Regions from separate parts of the Homo sapiens genome. Here regions 1, 2, 4, 5 and 6 are each linked to region 3. A link is a loop called in an ENCODE intact Hi-C map of the cell type or tissue named here. Cell type or tissue: heart right ventricle. All regions are shown on one strand. Region 1 overlaps USP39 (ubiquitin specific peptidase 39). Region 2 has its middle 25 kb from the start of ATOH8. Region 3 overlaps POLR1A (RNA polymerase I subunit A). Region 4 overlaps LOC124907851 (a long non-coding RNA gene). Region 5 overlaps USP39 (ubiquitin specific peptidase 39). Region 6 holds the start of LOC105374843 (a long non-coding RNA gene).

Region 1 (4,000 bases), 460 kb before region 3:
GGACTGTCATAGGATATGTATGTATTTATGTTTATGTGTATTTATGCACACATATATGCATAGATATTTCTAGTTTCATGTATATAGGAAACTATGTATGAATATATAGTTATATGTATTATATATAGATATATATATAGGTTATATATATTTTACATATATATTAAAAAATAGTGAAATTTGTTTCCCTAATCAATGTCTTAGGCCATTTAGAGAATGAAGTAACTAATGTGCTAGTCTTTCTTGCTAATTTTTTTATGAGAGAACTTCATGTGGAGGATTCATTTTATGAATGGCATAATATTTGTTTTTTGCGGATATTAACATGTTCCGGTAGAAAATAATGAAAGGAAAAGCAAACCTGATCTGTGTGTTCTAGTATCTGCCCTTCTATTACAGCTTTTCACCCTTCCCTACAGGCCGGGGTTTGAAGTCTCACGCCTACATTCACAGTGTCCAGTTTAGCCACCATGTTTTCCTCAACCTCCACACCCTCAAGTTTTACTGCCTTCCAGACAACTATGAGATCATCGATTCCTCATTGGAGGATATCACGGTGTGTGTCTAAGAGGGTTGGTTTGGGGTCCATTCTTTAATGAGCCATCCCAGGGCTCCCAGGGGACTGCCCCACCTGAGGACAGGGAAGAATCTCAGTCCCTTTAGGCATCGAGAGGCTGCTTTCTCTTTTGGGAAGAACTGGGGAAACTGAGTAAGGTCAGAATTCATAATTGCAGCCTGTAGTCTGTAACTTAACTGTCATTTCTACTTGTAACATTGAGGGCTAGGACTGAAGAAATATGGGTGTATTCTGATGGGGTTTAAAGTGTTTTTGTGAAATTATTCTTCTACACTGTGAAGTAGGGATATGAATTGGTCCTGGTGTAGGACAGTATTTACCAAGCTGCACACCGGCTCCTGGCTGCTTTTAACATACGCCGTGGCCAGAGCATCCAGCCACAGATATCTTATCTGTGGGCTCTAGTTTGTGACCTGTGCCAAGAGACACTCATTGTACTGAGCATGGAAAGTCCTCTTGGGTTTGATTAGTGTTGGGCTTTTGATTATTATTTTCCTTTTCAGCACGTGGGGTGTATTCATGGTGCCATGTGCTCTGTTCTTGTTTTTGGTTTTTTTTTTGAGACAGGGTCTCACTTTGTCGCTCAGGCTGGAGTGCAGTGGTGCCATCACAGCTCACTGCAGCCTCGACCTCATGGGTTCAAGTGATACTTTTACTTCAGCTTCCCAAGTAGCTAGGACTGTAGGCGTTACCATCATGCCCAGATACATTTTTAAAATTTTTTGTAGAGATGGAGTCTCACTGCATTGCCTAAGTTGTTCATGCTCTGTTTATTTTTAAGGAAAACGTGGTATTTAGTCTTTGAAATACTGCTTTTTCTACTTGTAAAAGTTGTATAAGCCTATTATTAATAGTTGAGATTAAAATAGTTATGGACAGGCTTGGTGGGGAGGCCCACACCTGTAATCCCAGCACTTTGGGAGGCCGAGGCAGGTGGGTCATTTGAGGTCAGGAGTTTGAGACCAGCCTGACCAACATGATGAGACCCCGTTTCTACTAGAAATACAAAATTAGCCGGGCATGATGGCACATGCCTGTAATCCCAGCTACTTGGGAGGCTGAGGCAGGAGAGTTGCTTGAATCTGGGAGGGGGAGGTTGCAGTGAGCCAAGATCATGCCATGGCACTCTAGTCTAGGCAACAAGAGCAAAACTCCATCTAAAAAAAAAAAAAAAAGTTATGGTCAGTATTTATAGAGGGAAAAACTGGGCTAAATTCAGTGTTTCAAAGTGAGTTTGCGATGATCTCTGTCCAGTCTGTGACATAATGACTGTGGTAACTCTGTGCCTGGGAAGAGTCTGATCCTGCTCTTCCAGTACCAGGGACTCATGGAGATCCTCATTCCCACCCAGAGTGGAGGAAACTCTCCTGCTCCAAAGCTAGGTCCATGTGCTGCTCCCAGGAGGTTCTATCTGAGACTTAGACTGCCTTTAGGAACTTGAGTATTGTATGGTTTCTGGCAGTCAGTTTTCATGAGTTGACCAGACCTGAGGTCGGCGAAAAGACCTGGGATTCAGTGATTTTGGGATAGACACAGAGATCCCCTTGTAGATTAGCCATGGGAGAGGATCTACTCCGTGTTACTTCAATCTTTACACCTACTGGTTCGGACTATTTTTCTGTGTGTGGTGGGATGTTCATGGCCAAGTGTTTTTTGTTTTTGTAGAAATTACTGTTACAGACATTTCTTGTGAACTCAGCTCTTAAACAACTTAGCATTTTCTTTTGCTTTGCAGTATGTGTTGAAGCCCACTTTCACAAAGCAGCAAATTGCAAACTTGGACAAGCAAGCCAAATTGTCCCGGGCATATGATGGTACCACTTACCTGCCGGGTATTGTGGGACTGAATAACATAAAGGCCAATGATTATGCCAACGCTGTCCTTCAGGTAAGATCAAGACGGGAACATTGAGGAAGAGAAGGACACCCAGAAGGCTGAGCACAGTGGCTCACCCCTGTAATCCCAGCACTTTGGGAGGCCAAGGCAGGCGGATTGCCTGAGGTCAAGAGTTTGAGCCAGCCTGGCCAACATGGAGAAACCCTGTCTCTACTAAAAATACAAAAATTAGCTAGATATGGTGGTGGAAGCCTGTAGTCCCAGCTATTTGGCAGGCTGAGGTGGGAGAATCGCTTGAATCCGGGAGGCAGAGGTTATAGTGACCCGAGATCGCGCCACTGCACTCCAGCCTGGGGAACAGTGAGACTCTGTTTCAAGAAAAAAAAAAGAGAGGGACAGGAAATAGTATGTGTACTGGCCAAGAAATTACTGCCTTCGGCCAGGCGCAGTGGCTCATACCTGTAATCCCAGCACTTTGGGAGGCCAAGGCGGGAGGATCACCTGAGGTCAGGAGTTCGAGACTAGCTTGGCCAACATGGAGAAACCCCATCTCTACTAAAAATACAAAATTAGCCGGGCTTGGTGGTGCATGCCTGTAATCTCAGCTATTCGGGAGGCTGAGGCAGGAGAATCACTTGAACCCAGGAGGCGGAGGTTGCAGTGAGCTGAGATCACGTCACTGCACTCCAGCCTGGGCAAGAAGAGCGAAACTCCTCCGTCTCAAAAAAAGAAATTACTGCCTTCTTGTAGAGTATAGTCAGATGATCCTCAGACACCAAGTCTTGCTAAGGACTCTACTTGAGTAATTGTTCTGCAACAGGCAGAGCATTCCTTTGCTCACTGGGCTGCTGTCAAATGGTGAGGCTTTTTCTAGCCTCTGGCTCATGGCATCTGGAACTTCAGGGAATGAGGGACCGAATCTGTGTTGCCTTGCAGTATCAAGTAAGAAACATGCCAGATGCATTTTTTTAAAAAAATGGTGTAGATATTTGTTGTGCTGGCTGATCAATGACTTTTTCCTGCCCATGTGCTCATAACCCTGAAATTGGAAAGGCAGAAAACCAAAGCTGTCCTATTTTCTTTTTTTTTTTTTTTGAGACGGAGTCTCAGTCTGTTGCCCAGGCTGGAGTGTAGTGGCGCAATCTCAGCTCACTGCAACCTCTGCCTCCCAGGTTCAAGCGATTCTCCTGCTTCAGCCTCCCGAGTAGCTGGGATTACAGGCGCCTGCCACTGTGCCTGGCTAAGTTTTGTAGAGACAGGGTTGTAGTAGAGTTTTAGTAGTTTTAGTTTTAGAGACAGGGTTTCACCATTTTGGCCAGGCTGGTCTTGAACTCCTGACCTCGTGATCCACCTGCCTCGGCCTCCCAAAGTGTTGGGATTACAGGCATGAGCCACCGTGCCCATCCCTTATTTTCAATTAAAAGTTGTTTTTAAGAAAATTTTATGAGTAATAGGTGCATACTGTAGAAATTTTTTTTTTTAGAGGGAGTCTGTCACCCAGGCTGGAATGCAGTGGCATGATCTTCGTTCACTGCAACCTCTGCTCCCCAGGTTCAAGTGATTCTTCTGCCTTAGCCTCCTGAGTA
Region 2 (4,000 bases), 350 kb before region 3:
GCCAGGCTGGTATCCTGACCTGAGGTGATCCACCTGCCTCGGCCTCCCAAAGTGATGGCATTATAGGCGTAAGCCATCGCGCCGGGCCCAGACTGTATTTTAGTACCCTTATATGCAGATAAAAATCTGGAAAACGATGTATCAAGAATATTAATAGTAGTTACCTGGAGGTAGTGGACTTATAGGTGAGCATTATTTTGTTCTTTGTACTTTTCTGTATTTTGTTAAATATTTTTCAAAATGCTTGTATTACTTTATAATTAGTATTCAGTGGTTTTTTTTGTGTTGCTTCTCATATTTATTCCATTTGATCTAATAATTTGTTTTCCAGAGAAAATAGTCATAGCAGATCAGATACATTACCTAAAATGTTTTAATTACATTGTAATTTAGAATCACAAAAGGATGGGAAACAAGCAAGCAAGCTAATAACTGAAAGCCCGAGATGTGTTAAATGGATTATTTTACATTTCTGTGTTGGAACACTCAGCCATTACAACAATACATGTGATAGAATATTTTTGATAAATAGCATATATCGGTGCAGATAGGTATGAGCTCAGTGTGCTTTGAAATAACTAAATATAGGTTAGATATATTTATGGAAAAAAACTTAAAGGAAGCATATGAAACTATTGTAAGTGGTTGTCTCAGGGTAATGGGATCCCCTACCTAAGCATGATTTCTGGGAGGGTTGAGATGGGGTCTCTCGTTCGCCATTCTATTCCCTGCTGCTTTAAGTATCTCTTGAATGAGTGCATGTATTACAGATGCTTTTGACTTTCTTCTTTTTACTTTCCTGTATATTCCAAAATTTCTACCATAAACATGTTTGTTTTTATAATCATAATACATTTTAAAACTTTAAATGAGGAAATGGGTAAATAAAAGGGAAAATATGGGAAAGTGGGAGGGTGCAAAAAATGTATCCTCCTCTGAATTGACTCCACTCCCCTGTGAGTGACAGGAGCCGGCGTTCTCCACGAGACCCTGTCTGCATCAGTCCATCTCCCCCACCCCACGCTAGGTCTGCCACCACCTCTCTGCGCTGGCAAATAATCTGCACTCAAAGGAAATAATTATGAGGCCCATGGTGGCCTCAATACCCGCAAGACCAAAGCCTGTGACAAGCGCAATGCTCCAAGCCTGGCCCAGGGAAGCAGAATGGAACTGCCACAGCCCCCACCAACCCAGATCCACCTACTCCAGGAAACCGGCCCAGTGCCAGGGCTTTGCGCCTGGGGTGGCCTAACATTTCCGCCCAAACTTGGGCCAATTTGAGAAGGTGGAGGGTGAGGTGTTTGGGGAAGGAGTGTGTTCCTGTTGCTCGTTGCCATCACCACCTGGAGGAGGAGAATGGAGTCGATCCAATGGAAGACGAAACTTTCTTTCTTTCTTTTCTTATTTTTCTCATTTGGGGAAAACACAGGGGTCTGCACCTCCGGGGTGCAATGGTGAGCCTCGCACTGGGAAAACCACCTTTGTGATCATGGTATCTCCCCTGTCAGGTAAGCATGAGCATAAACTTTGTGTACCCCTCCCATTTTCCCTTTTCTTTACACATTTCCTTGTTTAAAGTTTTAAAATTTATTGTGATTGTAAAAATAAACATGTTTATTGTAGAAATTTTAGAATAAAATTTCTGCCCACAGGAAGCCTGTGTCCCTGAACCCTTCTCCCGGGCCAAGATTGGACTGTTTGAGGAAGATGGAAAAAGTGCTCTGTGAGCAGGATTATGAAATGACAGGGAGGACGTGAGGGGCTTTCGAAACCCTGGGAAGGAAGATGCCCACGTGAATGGAAAGTAGAAAGAAGAAAGTCAAAAGCACCTGTAATACATTCACTCATTCAGCAGATACTTAGGAGCAGTCCCCAGGTCCTGGGAATAGAAGGGTGGACGAGAGGGTCACCCAGATTCTCCTCATTATAATAATAGCAATAGCTACCCCTCTGGGTCCTTGTATGTGCCAGGTCTTTACTATGTGTTAAGCAATTTTCATTTATTATCTCCCTTGATCTGTACAAAACCCATGAGGGAGGATTCATATTAAAATCTCTGTTTTACAGATGAGAAAACTGAGGCTTGGAATGGTGAAGGAGGTCACTGAAAGTCACACTGTGAGTTAAACTGCAAAGCTGTGAATGGAAAACCCCCTAAGGCCCTGCTCTTAGCTCCTCTTGGTTCCCTGTTGCAAAGAGGCATTCCCCAGGCAGCTGTGAGGTGGAAATCTCTGTCTTCAGGCTTGCGGCTGAGAAGTTTCCCAGAGACGAGAAGCTGGAGCCTTTGGAGACCCCACTCGGCTGAGGTCCCGGGACCACGAGGGGGCAGCAGAGGTCTGCTGCGCTGGCGGGAGGCTCTGTCCCCGGCTGACTGCAGGCTCCGGGCAGCTGTCCTGAGTTAAAACCTGAACCTCGGGTGGCCGAGAATAGCAAGGGGCTGTCATTCACGTGGGCATCTTCCTTCCCAGGGTTTCGAAAGCCCCTCACGTCATCCCTGTCATTTCATAATCCTGCTCACAGAGCACTTTTTCCATCTTCCTCAAACAGGTCTGATCTTGGCCCGGGAGAAGGGTTCAGGGACACAGGATTCCTGTGAGCAGTGTGTTAGATGCTGGGCTGGTCACTGGGGCCACGGAGATTAAAAAAAAAAATCCTCTATAAAACCCAGGACTTGCCCCCAAGGGAGACTGGCACCTAAATAAGTAACCGAGGTACACGATGCAAAGTGCAATAATAGACGGACATCTGCGATTCGGAGGCAGCACGAAGTGGGAGAAAGAGGGGCGGAATTAGAAGCCAGGGATTTGGCTTAAAGGTGGCCCGAGGTGTGCAGCTGCCTGCAAATGCCATCCTTCATGTGAGCTGAGGCACAGGAAGAGGCTGAGAAGTCCGGTCTAGAGGGATGTTGGGTAAATGGTCCCAGGTTGAAAAATATTAGATGCTGAAGGAATGTCAGATGGTCTCGAAATTGTGAGGTTTGCCTCTGAGTCCCAGGCAGGATGTGGGCTGGGATAGCTGAGGCAGGCCGAACCTAGGCTCAGGAAGATGGTGAGAGATTGTAAAAATAAACAGGTTTATTGTAGAAATTTTAGGGGTGGGGTTAGGAGGTCATTAGGAGGTCCAGGGTCAGGGTCAGTGGGCTTCAGGACCTGGCAAAGCCAGAGGGCATGAGAGCCAGCCTTGCCTACCCACTCCGGGCTGGGCCCACAGCTGCCACGACCCTTTGTCCCCAAGGGTGACAGGAGAGCTTGCACCAGCCCAGATGCTTCCTTCTCCAAAGACATGGACGGAGGGTCTCAGGCTTATACCAGCCAGGATTATTCCAGTGGGATTCCAGCTCTCCTCCTAGCCATGTCCTTCCCGCAAAAGTTTGAAGCGGGTCTGGCTGGGTGAGGTAACTCCTTGACAAACTGGACTCATTTTTGGCTGATGACCTGTGTGGTCCCTGAAGCTCTGTCCTCACCCAAGATTGGCCCAGAGGGGAGTGGAGGTGGAAGGGGAAGGCCAGGCATGGCTGCGGCACTCCATTTGCCCCCAGCAGCCTGGCGGTCTTCACTTGTGCTCACCCCACAGGCATTGTGGACACAGGTGTGTCACCAAAGGGCCATGAGGCTCCTGTGTCACGTGGGACACCCCTGCCTTGCCAATCTTTAATTTATTATTATTATTATTTTTCCGAGAAGGAATTTTGCTCTTGTCGCCCAGGCTGGAGTGCAGTGGCGTAATCTCGGCACTGCAACCTCCGCCTCCCAGGTTCAAGTGATTCTCCTGTCTCAGCCTCCTGAGTAGCGGGATTACAGGTGCCCACCACCACGCCTGGCTAATTTTTGTATTTTTAGTAGAGACGGGTTTCACCATGTTGGCCAGGCTGGTCTCGAACTCCTGACCTCAGGTGATCCATCTGCCTCGGCCTCCCAAAGTGCTGGGATTACAGGAGTGAGCCACTGCACCCGGCCATTAATTTTTTTCCCAGGCAGTCTCCCTCTGGGCAGGTGAGTCC
Region 3 (4,000 bases):
GCTGAAATCCCTTAATATGCAATTCCTAAAGAAAACTAAGAAGTCCTTCCCACATCAGTACATTTCTTATGAAGTTCTGTTATCTTGCCAGATAACCAATTCTCACATGCAGTTTCAGTTTTATTTATGGCTTTGAAAAACTTGATCCAAACCAATTACAAACATGCAGGTGGAACAATTTCTTAAAAGGAACTAGGTTTGCCATACGATATTCTATGTCATCAACTAAGATGTGGGTCTCCAGCTGAGCTATATCAAGTTAGTGGCTGATTGCCAAGTCTCATTGGAATATTTAACCAATCCTTTTTTAATATTTTTGCCCCTAGCCCTGTCTCCTCCTCTCTCCCACTCCCTACCCAGGGGACAGAAATACACAGAAGCCTTCAGCTGGCTTAGAGCACCACCTATTGATACTGTCTGGCCACCTACTGGCCCAATCGACTGGGTATGACACAAGGAGACAGATGGTCCCACGTCTTCCAGTGTGGGCAGATAAGAGAAGAAACCTGTCAGTGTCTTGAGGTGGGAGGGTGAGGGTGGGTGAAGATTCAGTAAACGAGAATGTTATGAAAACCCAGTAGTGATGAAGTGGGCTTGTCATCAAACCTGAGGAACACAGGAATCTTCTTTAGCTCTAGGGAAAATAGATGTATTCTACATAAAACACTCAGGGTCCCCTTCTGGCTGGAGTCCCAGAGGGAGATACGATCACCTGCATGATGACCGGGCCCTGTTAGCCCAACTCACTGCTCATGGCATTACCTGGCTCAAGACCAGTGATTGTGAAATGAGTGAGAACTTGTCTCACTGGAGTATCCCCAATGCCTAGACGGTGACTGGCAAGGGCTGCCATGAGGATGGAACACAGAGAGTAAGGGGGGAGAAAAAACACATCCTGTCAATCACAAGGAAAGAGGGCAGTGGGACATAGGAATCAGAGGATGCTATTTGCCCCTCAGAGGCGAAGCATTTGTTTGACAAAGGGGACGACCAATTTTTCTTTTTTTTTTAATTATTGAGATGGGGTCTAACTCTGTTACCCAGGCTGGAGGGCAGTGGTGCGATCACAGCTCTCTGCAGCCTCGACTTCCCTGGCTCCAGTGATCCTCCCACCTCAGCCCCCTGAGTAGCTGGCACCATAGGCATGAACCACCATGCCCAGCTATTTTTTGTATTTTTGGTAGAGACAGGGTTTCGCCATGTTGCCCACCTGGTCTAAAACTCCTGGGCTCAAGTGAACCTCCTGCCTCAGCCTCCCAAAGTGCTGGGATTACAGGCTTGAGCTATCATGCCTGGCCAGGCTGCCCGATTTTTAAGGGACATCAACCCTGGTCACTGGGTACAGTTATCCCATGGTCTTTTCTTGGAAACTGCACTAAGGCATGCACATGGCTGATGTCTTTTACACTAAGGAGTTTTTAAAAGCACACCAATGCGGGCCGATCAGGAAACAAGCAAAACCACAGAAAGCCCCAAGTGTAACCTGCACCATAAGTGTCCAAGAGACAGTGGCGCCACCTTGTGATGGGCCTGGCAGACAGCGGGACTGTCGCAGCGGCTGGAGTCTGAGAACCCGGACTGTCTACCCAAGGCTGCCTATTTGCATCCAGAGAGTACTTTAGAGCTGGGAAGGATCTTGATGACCTCAGCAAGCTTCCTGGGTGCCCAATTCACCTTTGTACCCACTGAACACCTACTAATTAACCCGGCACACAGATGGGGCTCAGGAAATGTTAGTTGAAACTGTCCTATTCTGAGAGGAATTTCCACTCTGCAATACTGCCTTCCTGACCCCAATGCTGGAGACATTAACGTGTCCAAAATAGAGCTGGCAACATGAGCTCTAGTACTGTGACCCAAAAGGGACACTCTTAAAGCCTGAGGGAAGTAGGCTATTCTTTCTAGAGCTGCGAGAGCTGGTAGCCCGGAACAGCCTAGGTGTGAAATCTCACCACAAATCACATGCACTTTATAGCAGACACTAGTATAAGGAAGTGACTCAACTAGGGTCACCTGGCATGGTCGTTCGGTGTAGAAGCTAGACCAGAACCCACACCTTTCCATGCTCAGACCCATGTGTGTCCCCCTAATGTTCCTAGGTGCCCCCTAAGCCCAGAGCTCACACTAAGGCTGCTGCCAGCTGCACAGAACATCCCAGGAAGCATCTCCCAGACCCAGTGTCTACATCCACAGCTCACAGAGTTAGCACTAAGCATGTGTGCTCATCACATCAGCAACAGAGCAGCCCTGACCTCATCTGTAGTGGGTGTGGCCACTTCCTCTGGCAACTTCTGTTCTTGGGCCATCAATGCCAGAAGTTTTCGAATCAGAACTACATCCTTCATGACAGCCTGCAAGTTCACCGTCTGGCCATTAGTAAACATCTGGTCTCCTAGGCGACTGACTGGGCGATACCTGCAGGGGGACATACGGAATAAATGAATGTTTAGTGTGAGGAAAGGGTCATGTTCTTCAGCCTCTCACCCATGCCTACTGTAGGGAGCACACCCCACCATGCTCAAAACAACCAACCTTCCTAACCAACATTCCGGCTGGGTGTGGTGGCTTAAGCCTGTAATCCCAGTACTTTGGGAAGCCATGGCAGGTGGATCACTGGAGGTCAGGAGTTCGAGACCAGCCTGGCCAACATGGTGAAACCCCATCTCTATGTAAAATACAAAAATTATTTGGGTGTGGTGGTGCGTGCCTGTAATCCCAGCTACTCAGGAGGCTGAGGTAGGAGAATCACTTGAACCCAGGAGGCAGAGGTTGCAGTAAGTCAAGGTCATGCCACTGCACTCCAGCCTGGGAGACAGTGCAAGACTCCACTTCAAAACAAACAAACAAAAACAACCAACATTCCTATTGCGTTCACAACAAACGGGAAGGAAAGCAAGCCCTCCCACCACCTGCACCTGGAGCGGAACTGCAGCTTTGTCTCTCAGTGCCCTTGGCCCTTTCACCTCTCCTAGAGGTCACATTTCAGTTCCTTAGTACGCTTTTTTTCAGGTGAAATAAGTTAATTAAAGGGTATTACCTTGAGGGCGGCACCACCAAGAAATCTAGAAAGAACACACTGGGATTGAATCTGGATTCCATACCATCATCATCCATTCCCGAAAAAAGGTAGTTCAGAAAGAATCCTGCGTTGGAAAGAAATAAACCAAGAAGACCATTTAAATCTATCACTAAGGGCATGGGAGGACAACCATAAAAATATTACTGAGTGAGGAAAAAACAGAATACAAGATAATATGTAGAGTTAAGGTCACAGTTTTCTTTTTTGAGAAAAGGTCTCACTCCTGTCGCCCAGGCTGCTGTGCAGTGGTGCGATCATGACTCACTGCAGCCTTGATCTCCCAGGCTTAGGCAATCCTGCCACCTCAGCCTTCCAAGTAGTTGGGACTACAGGTGCGTGCTATCATGTCCAGCTAATTTTTGTATTTTTTTTTTTAAGAGATGAGGTTTTGCTTGGTTGCCCAGGCTGGTCTCGAACTCCTGGGCTCAATTGATCCACCTGCCTCAGCCTCCCATATTGCTGTGATTGGAGGCATGAGCCAACGTGCCTGGCCTCATTTTTCTTTATAAAAACAAAAAATAGCCCCTGTGTACATGACAGTTTGTATGCAGGGGATATGATAGCATAAAAATGGGTACTACAGGGACAATAGCTCTTAAACCAGGGACTGAGATGGGCAAGGATGGGGAAGAAACTTCACTTGTTTTTAATCACCCTCCTGGACTATTAAAACACAGACAGCACACACATCATTACTTTGATCTTCATAAAAAATATGTTGAATAAAAAAATTTTTTTTTAAGTTAGCCTCCTCCCACCCCTAACAGTTACTGCCAAGAAAGGATCTTCTGTGGATCAAAGCTTTATTTCAGGTTTCTGGTTACTTTAAAAAATGCCTAGAGAAAAAGATTAAAATGTACTAGGGCCTGCCACAGAAGCAATCATACTAACTCCAGTGCTTTTTTTTTTTTCTGATACCTC
Region 4 (4,000 bases), 360 kb before region 3:
TGAGAACAATCACTTCTGCTTCCCTTCTGCCTTCCAAGTCCTGTGCAAGATCCTCTTGTTGGCAAACTCTAACCTGGGAGCATGAGGAAGAGGACTGCGGGGAACGGTTTCCAGCCCTACGTAGACATGGTGGTGGTGACGTGTTGACACATGGGGGCTCCGCTTCGGACTTCGCAATGAATAAGGCCAGGGAACTGCAGCTGATGGCTGGGTCATCCGAGAGACCTTCAATCTTTACTTTCTATAATGACAGAGCAAACCATTCTATTTGCTATTTACTTTCCTGATGGTATCTTCAAGAAACTTCTGGAAATAGGTCTTTGTGTCAACCAGAAACTGCTGGTCAGAGGATAAGTTCTGGAGTTTTCTTGTAGAGCATGGAGACTGCAGTTAATAATAACATATCATATACTTGAAGATTGCTGAGAGTAGATTCTAAACATTATTATTTATTTATTTTCTTAGTTTTTTCGCCCCACTTCAATAAGCTAGTCGAAGACAGTAGATTTTAAATGTTCTCACCACAAAAAATGGTTAAGTATGTGGGATGATAAATATGTTTGATTTACTCATTCCACAGTGTGTACGTATATCAAAGTATCATGTTGTAAACTATAAATAAATATCATTTCTTATTTGTCAATTAAAAGTGTAACACACACATATGCATGCACACTATATATAAATACATCTTTTAAAACTGCTGGTCAGGAATCAGACGGCCTCCACGGGTGGTGTCACAGGGCTGCCCCCCGCAGCCTCCCTCATGGTTCTGAGCCCTCCTCAGTCACTCTTTTGTTTAATGCTTTAATCCCTGCTTTAAGTAGGAAGCTTCCCTTCAGCTCATGGGAGGCCCTTATCTTACCGGTGGTCAAATAGATATGGGAAACATTGCCTGCTCTGTTTTTGGTGATTGGCGGTGCACGTGAGTATATTAAAGACTCTAAAAACGCATTTTTCAGAGCATGTCTATGACAGCTTGCAGTGTTGGATGTGAATGGCTTCTTCAATGCCAATGTGCAATTAAACGGGAGGAACAGAGATGCTGTCTTGGGAAGTACAGACACAGGGAGAAAAGAGTCATGAGGCTGGCTAGTGACGAAGACAACTCAAGAAGACTTTGTGTACACTTGCCACGTTACGTCACGCAAGATAGGAGTTGTCAATAATTTCCAAATTAATATATTGCACAAAAGGCCTGGGAGTTATTGTTGCTGTCGACAGCACAGTGTTGGTGAGTGCCCCTCCCTAGCATGTAAGATAACATCTGTCTCGGCCTCTGTAATTAAGAACAGATGCGAATCCATTTCAACCTTTCCATGCTCTAGGAGGAAAGGGCTGCCATGCAAATGAGTCAAGCAGGCAAGTGTGCACTACAAATCTTTTCACTTCGGAAGGGCAAATATTGATTTCAAACTTCCTAGAAGTACCTGTTTGAAGCCCTGTCAGTAGCCCAACAGATTCAGAAAAGATATCCTTCCCCGCTTTAGACACCCGACCACCACTTGCCAGAGAACAGTCATAGATGTTCAAATTCCCCATCACGACCATGTGAAGGGGCCACTAGAGCTTGCAGTGCACTTGCGACACCTATGGGCATGGAATCTCCATATTTTCAAGACATACCACGGGTGGTTCATGTTCTGAGGGTTGTCTGATGGAGGACATTCTATCAGCTTTTACTTGGATCTATTGAATGTCCTTTGACGACAAACACTATTCTCCAAAAAATTTCCACTTTTTATTCTCTCTTAATTCCTTTCTCTCCTCTGTCTGCTGTCATCTGATTGATAAAAATCCTACTAGCTGCCTGCCCTGTCCTGTCCTATTCATAGGGACAGCCACCTACCTCTGTGGGCTTCTCTTCTCCCTCTCCCAGCTGCCTGTCCTGTCCTGGTCCCTTTTTTTTTTTTTTTTTTGAGACAGTGTCTCACTCTGTTGCCCAGGCTGGAGTGCAGTGGCGTGGTCTTGGCTCACTGCAAGCTCCTCCTCCCGGGTTCACGCCATTCTCCTGCCTCAGCCTCCCACGTAGCTGGGACTACAGGCGCCCGCCATCACACCTGGCTAATTTTTTTGTATTTTTAGCAGAGACAGGGTTTCACCGTGTTAGCCAGGATGGTCTCCATCTCCTGACCTCGTGATCTGCCCGCCTAGGCCTCCCAAAGTGCTGGGATTACAGGCGTGAGCCACCTTGCCTGGCCTGTCCTGGTCCCTTGAGGTGGCTTTCCTCCCTGAATCTGCTCCTGTACAGTCCTTATGGTCCCCTGATTTGCATCTTTGCTCCTTCCTCCCCAGGCTGTGGGAACCTCCAAGAGAAGGGAGACGGAGAGCCCTGCTCAGAACAAGTGGCCTATGAAGCTGTGGCTGGGTCCCCAGGGTCCTCGGCCTTCCTTGTTCATGGAGGGGGTGTCCTGTGGGTGTGGGGACAGTGGGCTCAGGTGGTCGGGCCAGCAGTGAGGTCTGGCGAGTGAGCTGGTCAAGCAGGCAGAGTAACCAGAGGTGAAGATGAACGCCATGGATTTGGGCACGCAAGAGCTGGCTCCTGGGAAAATCAGCTAGGGCTGGCAGCTTAAGACAGAAAGGTTCTCCTAAGTCCAGGGAAGGGGGTCAAAGTCCACAAAGCAAGGACCTTGCCCTCACCCTCCCAGTAAGTGACACATAGATTAGGTCAGATACTTGAGCGGGGCTGTGAGACTTAGGCACATCCCACGTGTGGCAGATACTGATGGGGTGAGACGCTGAACCTGGAATGGAGCTCTAAATTTGAATTCCAGTTCAGCAGTAAACTCACCACATGACCTTGGAAGAGACCGTGCACCTCCCTGAGCCACAGAGCCCTTTACTGCAAGCTGAGGATAACACCCGTCCTCTGCACCCCAGAAGTGTGTTGGGAGGAGAAAAGGTTAGAAGCCTGGGGGTTCCTTGTAAGCAGTGATGAATGGAGGGGTCTGTGAAGGGTGGCTGAAAATCAGGGTGCTCCAGGCCAGGGGCAGGGATCCTGGCAGTGGAGTGGGAGAGAGATTCAAGAACAGAGTCTCTCCAGGTTTTGCCATCTGTAGAGGTCAGAAGCACCCTGCCTTGACCTTGGGCTATTTCTAGAGAGCTGGCCAGGCATCTCTCATGATGGCAGCAGCTGGCTGCCTCTCCTCTGGTGCTGGCTGCCTGCTCCTTGGCTCTGGCTGGACCTGCTCCAGGTTGAGGTCTCACCAGTTGAGCTGTCAGAGCCAAGGTAGGACAGAACCCAGGCTGAGCCCTCTGGAGAACCCGCAGTATCTCAGAGGCACTTTAGCTTCTGAAGCGAGGAGAAAGCCTTGCAAGTTTAGTCCACGGTAGCCTGGAAGAAGCCGTCTCACTGGGGAGTTGGAGTTGGTCAATATTTCCTACCCCCATCACCACCACAACTTTACAATTGCTTCAGGCATTAATTACCCTTTGCAACAGCCTTCTCATCAAGTCACTTCTCCATTCAACAAATTCTTAGTAAGGGCCGATGTGGCCCCCATAGAGCTTACAACTGAGTGCATCGACAAGAAAATAAACATGAAAAAAATATAATTCTGACTTGTGGTAAGAGCTCATAAGGAAGTGAACTGGGTGCAGTGTAGTTGGGTGGTAAGGGAAGGGGCTCTCTGGAGAAATACCACTGAAGCTGAGGCTCGAAGGATGAGAAGGGGCCAGCTAAGTGAATAGTGGGGGGATAGGAAGGTGTTCCAGGCAGAGGGAACAACACATGCAAAAGCTTAATGGCAGGAGAGGGCTCAGGGCCTTAGAGATATAAAGGAGGTGAGGGGGACTAGACTGTAATGAGTGAGGAAGACAGAGTGGGAGACCAGTCAGAGAGACAGGCAGGGGCTAGATTGGGCAGGGCCTTTTAGGCCAGGGGAAGGAGCTGGGATTGTCTTCCAAGTACAATGGGAAATGCTAAAGGGTTTTAAGGAGAGAGTGATGGCATCTAATTTGCACCGTGAAAGGTTACTTTGCTCTGTGGAGAGACAGAAGA
Region 5 (4,000 bases), 440 kb before region 3:
TTGCGTGAGCAAAGAGGAACTAAATAGAAGCAAATCTTCGTTGAAGAGAAAGTAGTCATTATCTGGCTGGGCGCAGTGGCTCATGCCTGTAATCCCAGTACTTTGGGAGGCTGAGGCGGGAGGATCACTTGAGGTCAAGAGTTCGAGACCGGCCTGGCCAACATGGTGAAGCCCCGTCTCTACTAAAAATACAAAAATTAGCTGGGCATGGTAGCAGGCACCTGTAATCCCAGCTACTCAGGAGACTGAGGTGGGAGAATCGCTTGAACCCAGGAGGCGGAGGTTGCAGTGAGCTGAGATCATGCCACTGCACTCCAGCCTGGGCGACAGAGTGAGACTCTGTCTCAAAAAAAAAAGTAGCCACTATCCCTGAAATGTCTGAGTGGCAGGTTCCGTAGACAGCATTTTCATGGAATATTGTCAATCTGCTTTCAGAACCCCTTGTTCTGTATGCCTTTTCAGTCTGGGTGCTAGTCACTTTCCTAAAAGACAGGAATCTTCATGAGCTGCAGAAGGGAAGAAGGAAGTTTGAGCTCACTCTGGAGAAAAGTGGATGTTAAAAGGTCATATTCATTTGTTTTGGTCATCACTGAGTGATGCGATACAGTCCTGGTATGAATCAGAGAGCCTATGGAGAGAGTCAAGATCGGAGGAGTGAGAGCTTGACCTTGAGGAGTGCCAGCATTTAATGATAAGATAGAGGAGGATGCACGGCAGTTGGGATGGGATGGCATGGCCAGAGAGGAAGGGGGAGAACCAGGAATGCCAACCAGTGCATGGTTTAAGTTAACTCTAATGCCACTTAGCTTCAACGTTTTCCACCCTTCCTTTTTTTCCAGGAGATGGCGTTGACTTTCTGTCTTGGTTTCTGAATGCTCTGCACTCAGCTCTGGGGGGCACAAAGAAGAAAAAGAAGAGTAAGTCATTTACTTATAAAAAGGAGTTATTTTGTTCCCTTTTAAAAAACTTTGCGGTCGGTCGCAATGGCTCATGCCTATAATCCCAGCTCTTTGAGAGGCCGAGGTGGGTGGATTACCTGAGGTCAGGAGTTTGAGACCGGCCTGGCCAACATGGCGAAACCCCATCTCTACCAAAAATACAAAAGTTATTCAGGTGTGGTGGGATGTGCCTGTAGTCCCAGCGACTTGGGAGGCTGAGGCAACTTCCCATTCTTTTGTTAACTGTTTATCTGGGGTAGGCTAGTATCTATGTTATAGATAAACTACATGTTCTTTCTGAATAGGCCCCTCTCCATAGTTTTTGCTAGAATATGGTTATAGTCCCAATGATATTTTATTATATATATATTTTGAGACAGAGTCTTGCTCTGTCACCTAGGCTATGCAGTGGCACGGTCTCAGCTCACTGTAGCCTCCATCTCCCAGGTTCAAGCAGTTCTTCTCCCTCAGTCTCCCAAGGGTAGCTGGGATTACAGGCACCCACTACCACGCCCAGCTGATTTTTGTATTTTTAGTAGAGATGGGATTTCTCCATGTTGGCCAGGCTGGTCTCAAACTCCTGACCTCAGGTGATCTGCCCAAAGTGCTAGGATTATAGATGTGATGGTGTCTTGATGTGGGATTGTGGCCTGTTGCTTTTCCCACTGGATGGCCCTGCCCTCTCTACCAGGTGTCTTCAGCCTGTGTTAACCCTCTGAGCTCTCTAACTTGCGTCTTGGCAGGGTTCTAGAACTTGGTTGTGCTTTCTCTCTTGTTGCTTTGATCCTGTTCTGGCCCATCTCTTAGTCTGTCATTGTCCTCTTGTCTTCATTACAGTTTGGACATTGTCTCCCTTTGAAAGTAGCTTATGGTTATGGGAAGTTCCTTGGCTGTACCTTGTTTTGCTTGTGAATTTTTTTGTAATTCATGTATCACCATTCCTTCATTTTGAACACATTTACCTTTTCTTTTATGGACCAGGCCCTGTGATGGAGGATAAAAAGTTGTCTTAAGAGAAATAAAGTAATTATTTACACAAATAATTATAAAGGTACCCTGGTGGTATATAGTACAAAAGGAAACTTCTGTGTTTAGTGAGAGCTCTGTGTCTTTTGCTGGAAGATGCTGGTTTATTTCAGAAATTTAGAAGCTGGAAATATACTTCAGACATGTTTTCCATCCTCACGGAATTTGTCTCTTGCTTCCTGTTTGTGCAGCTATTGTGACTGATGTTTTCCAGGGGTCCATGAGGATCTTCACTAAAAAGCTTCCCCATCCTGATCTGGTGAGTTAATTGAGCCTGGGTCTTGGACTGATTCATATTGCTTGAGGGGACGTAGGGGAGATGAAGAGATGCTCAGAGAACTGACAAGCCTGCTTGCCCTGTGAAGAGGTTCAACAAAGCACCTGCCTAGTGGCAGCTCTGCCTGGTCCCTGTCATACTAGTGCACTTTTTCAGTTTGGGAGTTAGTGGTTGGATGTACTGTGCTGGTTTAAGTGTTCTGGCCACTAGGTGGTGCTGCTGTGTTTTTTCAGAAAGCTCAGCTAAGCTTTCTTTTTGTTTTTCTTAGTCTCCCTCTGTCGCCAAGGCTGGAGTTGCAGTGGCGCCATCTCAGCTCACTGCAACCTCTACCTCCTGGGTTCAAGCGATTCTCCTGCCTTAGCCTCCTGAGTGGCTGTGATTACAGGCGCTTGCCACCACGCCCAGCTAATTTTGTATTTTTAGTTGTGACGGGGCTTCACCATGTTGGTCCAGGCTGGTCTCGAACTCCTGACCTCAGGTGATCTACCTGCCTCGGCCTCCCAAAGTGCTGGGATTACAGGCGTGAGTCACCGTGCCTGGCCCTCAGCTAAGCTTCCTAGATGGTCTTAGAGCTTTTCTTTTTTGAGATGGAGTTTTGCTCTTGTTGACCAGTCTGGAGTGCAATGGCATGATCTCAGCTCACTGCAACCTCCACCTCCCAGGTTCAAACCATTCTCCTGCCTCAGCCTCCGAAGTAGCTGGGATTACAGGCATGCGCCACTATGCCTGGCTAATTTTTCTATTTTTAGTAGAGAAGAGGTTTTACCATGTTGGTCAGGATGGTCTCAAACTCCTGACCTTAGGTGATCCACCTCCCTTGGCCTCCCAAAGTGCTGGGATTACAGACATGAGCCACCGTGCTCGGCCCACTTTCTTTTTTTAATGGATTTTTTTTCCTTTTTGAGACAAGATCTCTGTCACTCAGGCTGAGTGTGGTGGCGTGATTATGGTTCACTGCAACCTCAACCTCCCTTGCTGAAGTGATCCTCCCACCTCAACCTCCCCAGAAACTGGGACCATAGATACACACCACCACACCGGGCTAATTTTTATTTTTATTTTTGTTTAATTTAATTAATTAATTAATTTATTTATTTTATTGAGACGGAGTTTCACTCTTGTTGCCCAGGCTGGAGTGCAATGGCACTATCTCGGCTCACCGCAACCTCCGCCTCCCGAGTTCAGGTGATTCTCCTGCCTCAGCCTCCCGAGTAGCTAGGATTACAGGCGCCACCACCACGCCCGGCTTATTTTGTATTTTTAGTAGAGACGGGGTTTCTCCGTGTTGGTCACGTTGGTCTTGGACTCCTGACCTCAGGTGATCTACCTGCCTCGGCCTCCCAAAGTGCTGGGATTACAGGTGTGAGCCATCATGCCCGGCCAATTTTTTTTTTTTTTTGTAGAGATGGAGTCTCACTGTGTTGCCCAGGCTGGTCTGGAAGTCCTGGACTCAAGCAGTCCTCTCACCTTTGTTCCCAAAGTGTTGAGATTACAGCCGTGAGCCATCACACTTGGCCTCAGGGCTTTTTAGATAGTCTGGTATATAAGCAAAATATCTTTAAAGAAGGAAACCTGTTGGTTCTTAAGTTAATCTAACCAGGTGGTGCATGCCAAACTGCCCAATCTCTCGGGCACTTCTCTTTGTTCTTTCAGATGAAGGAAATGTCGGCGTGGTAAAACATCGGTTCTGTGTTGGTTCCTATACCCGTCACACTCCTTTCCTCTCTTTTCTTCTCATTCATTTCTAGCCAGCAGAAGA
Region 6 (4,000 bases), 82 kb before region 3:
GTGAGAGCAGCCCCTTATCAGCCCCTTCCCAGGCCTGCAGATCCTGGCTTCCACCCCATCAGCAACATGAGCTTTCCTCTTGCCGGCCAGGCCTGGGGAGCTGGAGGGGTCTCATCAGTCACAGAATCCACCACCTGGGATCCTGTACTCCTTGGCCCCTTCCTTATTCCCCATGAAATCAAAGGCAGCCCCAGTAGTGAGGCAAGAGAGCTCATTTTTTAGTTGCACTAAAAATTTTTTTAGTGCTCATTTTTTAGCCCATTTTTTAGTTGTGCTGAGCCTTGAGAGTGGAGGGGGCACCAGGCAGAGAGAGGCCCCTCCCTCTGTTTGGGGCATACTTATGCCCTGAGCCAGCCACAGTGTCCCTCAGGCCTGCAGGAAGAAGGCCAGGCTCTGGAATAAATCCATCTGGGCCACCCCATGCCTGGTTCTGGCTTCAGGCTCCACTCATTCTTTTCTCCTCCCCCAAGTCCTGGAAACTTCCCCAGAAGTCCCTCCCCTGCCAGTCCCTCCCTTCCTTCTACCTCCCATGTCTCCTTGGGCCAAGGCCCATCTGCACAGATCCTGGCAGAATAAAGTCAGAGAATGTCAGGGCCAGAAGAGGCCTGAGAAATCAGAGCCCCGCATCTCTCTGCCATTCCATCCCCACTTACCATTTTATAGAGGAGAAGCTGAAGCTGGGTATGAGGAGGGACTTGCCCAAGATCACAAGCCAGGGCCTTCCCCTCCATTGGGCACCATTTCACCGGCCTCATGGGCTGCTTCTCCCTGCTCTGACCCAGAACTTGATCATCACAAACCAGGAGTATGCCAGGTCTTTGGAAGCAGTAAAACCTATAGAGATTGGAAGGCCCCGACCCAACCCTACCCAAAGTAGGGGTGTCAGCAACTAGAAAGAAGAAGGGCTCAGGATTACAGCACCTCCTCCCTTCAGCTGTCTGTCACCCAGGTGTCCCCATAACGACTCCCTCCACAGATACCCAGATGGCCAACAAGGGCAGCTCCCTTGAAACAAATGTCCCCCGAACTCCTCAGCCCCAGGAGGGAGGGGCCGTTGGGATGGGCAGCCCAGAGAGCCTGGGCTTTGCACCCAGAGCTAAGCGAGCTCAAATCCCAACTGGGCCACCTGGGACAGGTTATGCAGCCTCCCTATCACCCTCTGTAGAAGGAGAATCACAAAAAATTCTACCCACCTTATAGGGTTGCTGTAAGGATTTTGCAAGATATTGGATAGAAAGTTTCACACAACACTGGGCACAGAGAACACAGAGTGAACAGATGGTGTTGCTGTTCTCATCTATGACGACCTTTTACCCTTAGAACTCTGGGCACCAAGTTAGGGGTGGGGTGCCGGGTGGGGAGGAGTGCCAGGGAGCCAAGGGGAGGCCCTTAAGTGACGCTCAGAGAGGTCCTGACCTTCCCCAAAGCAGGAGTCCTTGGCCCAAGGGAGAATGAGTTTCGGACAGCCATGTGGCCCCCAGTAAGGGGCCCCCTAACATTCCATTTGGGCTTTAACAGGGGGTGGCCTGGAATGTCCAAGAAAAACAATCTGGTTATTCTGAGTGAAATTACAGCCTGGCTAAGGCAGGCTGGGTCTGCTTTAAATTAAACATAGCATTTCTGAGATTCTTTTCATCTCCTTGCCACTGCGGGTTAGCGGAGACATTACCTCACCTCACCTTCCACTCTGAGGTGGGAGGCCGACAGGGTGTGGGCCTGGGGGTGGGGACGAGAGAGGGAGGCCGGAGAGCCCACCAAGGGGGGCCAGGGGTCCCTCCTCACTCCAAGAGCTCAGGCTCTCACTGGGGCTGGGAGCAGTGGCTGTGTGGGGAAGAGGCGCACCCATGCACAGCCCACTCCATCCTTGGCATTTAGCAAAGGAATGACAGCACTTTCAAATACACTGCTTTCCTAGGAGCCCTTGGGGAAACTGGGTTGCGGTTTCACAGGTCCAAGGTCAGTCCCTTTCTTGCTCCCTGTCCCACACTTAGGTGCTGGGTGGCCGCGCCTGCGAGCTCCTCAGAACTCCAGGGTGTTTTCGCTCAAAAACAGATGGAGACACCAGTTTCCTCACTGAGTGGTTTTGGTTGGGGGTGGAGTTCCCTCCTGGCTTTGGAAGTTGCTTTTGGCCAGCTTTGCCTGCCTGTGGAGTCCTAGAAAATTCCACAGTGCTGCAGTCGGGTAGACCCGAGTGTGAGTCCCGCCTCCCAGGATAAGGTTCACCTTATCTTACTCAGATCCTGAATCCCCTCTTCTTTAACATGGGGAAGGAGACAGGGTTATGGGTTAGATGAAATTAAGCATGTTTGAGGTTCTTGTTTTAGATGAAGTACACCCAAAATTCTTTGGTTATAAGTTTCTATGAAACTTGAGGAAGTTTCTATTTCTTATAACCAAAGAATGTTGGGTATACTTGAAACTTGAAACTTTGGGTATACTAGAAACTTGAGGAAGTTTCTATTTCTGCCTTGTGTAAAACGGAAATTTTTTTTTTTTTCTGAAATCAGGGTACTCTCATGGAAACAGGCTGCAAAACCTCTCAGAGAATTGGAATCAGGAATTAGGAAAGGGATTTGCAGTTTCTCTCCCTCTGTCTCTGCCTGTTCTCGGGTATTTGCTTCCCTCAGGGCCTCAGTGGTAGGCTCCTGTCTGTACAAACCATTTACTCAGAGCCCCAGCCTTGGCCTGACATCATTTCCTCACGCTGGGTCCATGGTTAGAGCTCAGTGAAAGACAGCAGGTTTCTGTTGTGCTGCTTGGTTTTGCACATCAATATTAGCATGCTGAAGATTTCGTTTGTCCCTCCAGACCCACTCGCTCTCCTTTCTTCTCCACCTTGCCCTGATCCTGGGACTGGCCTGTAGGAACCACGTCAACTGAGCTCCCGCACCTTCTGGGTTCTGGTTGAGTTCAGCCCATCGTGGCCAGCAGCAGGGAATAGGAGGGCAGGAGGAAAGAGCCATCCTGGCACTTACTGTTCTCCCTCTTTGCCATGGGGGGTGGCTTGGTGGTGAAGTGTCTGGTTCCTCTACTGAAGGCCATGGCACACTTTCCAGCAAGCCCCTCCTTTGGCTATAGCTCTGTCTGCGTTCTTTTGTTGTTATTGGTTTTTTTGCTTGTTTGTTTTTTGTTTTTTGTTTTTTTTTTTTGAGACGAAGTCTCACTCTGTTGCCCAGGCTGGAATGCAATGGCACTATCTCAGTTCAGTGCAACCTCCGCCTCCCAGGTTCAAGTGATTATCCTGCCTCTGCCTCCCGAGTAGCTGGGATTACAGGCGTGTGCCACCACATCCAGCTAATTTTTGTATTTTTAGTAGAGATGGGATTTCGCCATGTTGACCAGGCTGGTCTTAAACTCCTGACTTCAACCCACCCACCTCGGCCTCCCAAAGTGCTATCTCTCTGCATTCTTGATGCCACGTTCCCGCCTTGGTCCTTCACGCTTAGGGTGGTGATGGCTCCCCACTGTTACTATCCCAGAGGTGCTGCACCATCCTTGTTCATTTTTTTCCATCTTGCCCATGTCTGCTCACTGTATTCTCTCCAGTGACTGAGCTGTAACTTTGAATTGCCATCTCTCTCCTGCTGGGACTCTGACTGATGCAATAAGATCAAGGGGAAGTCAGCTTTGTCTCTTTGCCCCACCTCCCACTCCGGCTCCCATAGGAAGTGGATGAAGAGCTCTAGGTTTGAGATAAACATTAGCAATAAGATAGAACTGAGCAGATACCCGTTATTCTGCTAGAGTGAAAAAGAATGCACGTGCACTGGGTGGAGTTACTTCTTTTGTAAAAAACTTCATTTTCCCGGGAGAATGTGACCACTGGGAAGAGGCAGAAATACGCTATCAATTTGGTCAGGGCTCTCTCTTTTTCTGGGCACACAGATGCCTAAAATTTCAGCATCATACAGGGTGTGGACAGAAAATATTTTTAAATTGTCAACTTCTAGGTATTTTTCACTCTCAAATTCATAGGATTAGTCACCGGAATCCCTGTCTT

Evidence for each region. Peaks named below come from ENCODE experiments on the same cell type or tissue, not always from the same donor. Only the 100,000 strongest peaks of a DNase experiment are listed, where the experiment ranks them.
Region 1: it touches region 3 in a loop (3-fold over the local background); 11 of 110 quality-filtered maps call a loop at or near these places.
Region 2: a loop joins it to region 3, with 2.9 times the contacts of the local background. A loop is called at or near these places in 55 of 110 quality-filtered maps.
Region 4: it touches region 3 in a loop (2.7-fold over the local background); 48 of 110 quality-filtered maps call a loop at or near these places.
Region 5: it touches region 3 in a loop (3-fold over the local background); 10 of 110 quality-filtered maps call a loop at or near these places.
Region 6: a loop joins it to region 3, with 2.5 times the contacts of the local background. A loop is called at or near these places in 5 of 110 quality-filtered maps.

The regions. Positions count from the first base shown.
Region 1 is chr2:85,623,227-85,627,226 of GRCh38, forward strand. USP39 (ubiquitin specific peptidase 39) reads left to right here. Exons shown (of 13, transcript NM_006590.4): 4 at 420-556; 5 at 2,313-2,465. Among named protein-coding and RNA genes, the nearest start is that of USP39, 9.0 kb to the left of the region's middle. In heart right ventricle, no CTCF peak of the experiment used is centred here; no DNase peak of the experiment used is centred here; H3K27ac peaks cover 569 bases.
Region 2 is chr2:85,726,822-85,730,821 of GRCh38, forward strand. It overlaps the pseudogene RNU1-38P. Among named protein-coding and RNA genes, the nearest start is that of ATOH8, 25 kb to the right of the region's middle. In heart right ventricle, CTCF peaks have their summits at 2,321 (motif pointing right) and 2,520; a DNase peak (open chromatin) is centred at 2,330; H3K27ac peaks cover 2,291 bases.
Region 3 is chr2:86,078,564-86,082,563 of GRCh38, forward strand. POLR1A (RNA polymerase I subunit A) reads right to left here. Exons shown (of 34, transcript NM_015425.6): 8 at 3,038-3,143; 9 at 2,253-2,415. Among named protein-coding and RNA genes, the nearest start is that of POLR1A, 25 kb to the right of the region's middle. In heart right ventricle, CTCF peaks have their summits at 406 (motif pointing left), 1,523 (motif pointing left) and 1,723; DNase peaks (open chromatin) are centred at 414 and 1,518.
Region 4 is chr2:85,716,659-85,720,658 of GRCh38, forward strand. It overlaps LOC124907851 (a long non-coding RNA gene), which reads left to right. Exons shown (of 2, transcript XR_007087118.1): 2 at 39-649. Among named protein-coding and RNA genes, the nearest start is that of GNLY, 24 kb to the left of the region's middle. In heart right ventricle, a CTCF peak has its summit at 1,588; no DNase peak of the experiment used is centred here; H3K27ac peaks cover 824 bases.
Region 5 is chr2:85,635,214-85,639,213 of GRCh38, forward strand. USP39 (ubiquitin specific peptidase 39) reads left to right here. Exons shown (of 13, transcript NM_006590.4): 7 at 840-917; 8 at 2,156-2,223; 9 at 3,990-4,000. Among named protein-coding and RNA genes, the nearest start is that of USP39, 21 kb to the left of the region's middle. In heart right ventricle, CTCF peaks have their summits at 2,446 (motif pointing right) and 2,650; a DNase peak (open chromatin) is centred at 2,448; H3K27ac peaks cover 436 bases.
Region 6 is chr2:85,996,778-86,000,777 of GRCh38, forward strand. It overlaps LOC105374843 (a long non-coding RNA gene), which reads right to left and starts at 1,301. Exons shown (of 3, transcript XR_940318.3): 1 at 1,194-1,301; 2 at 654-864. In heart right ventricle, no CTCF peak of the experiment used is centred here; DNase peaks (open chromatin) are centred at 384 and 2,069; H3K27ac peaks cover 3,824 bases.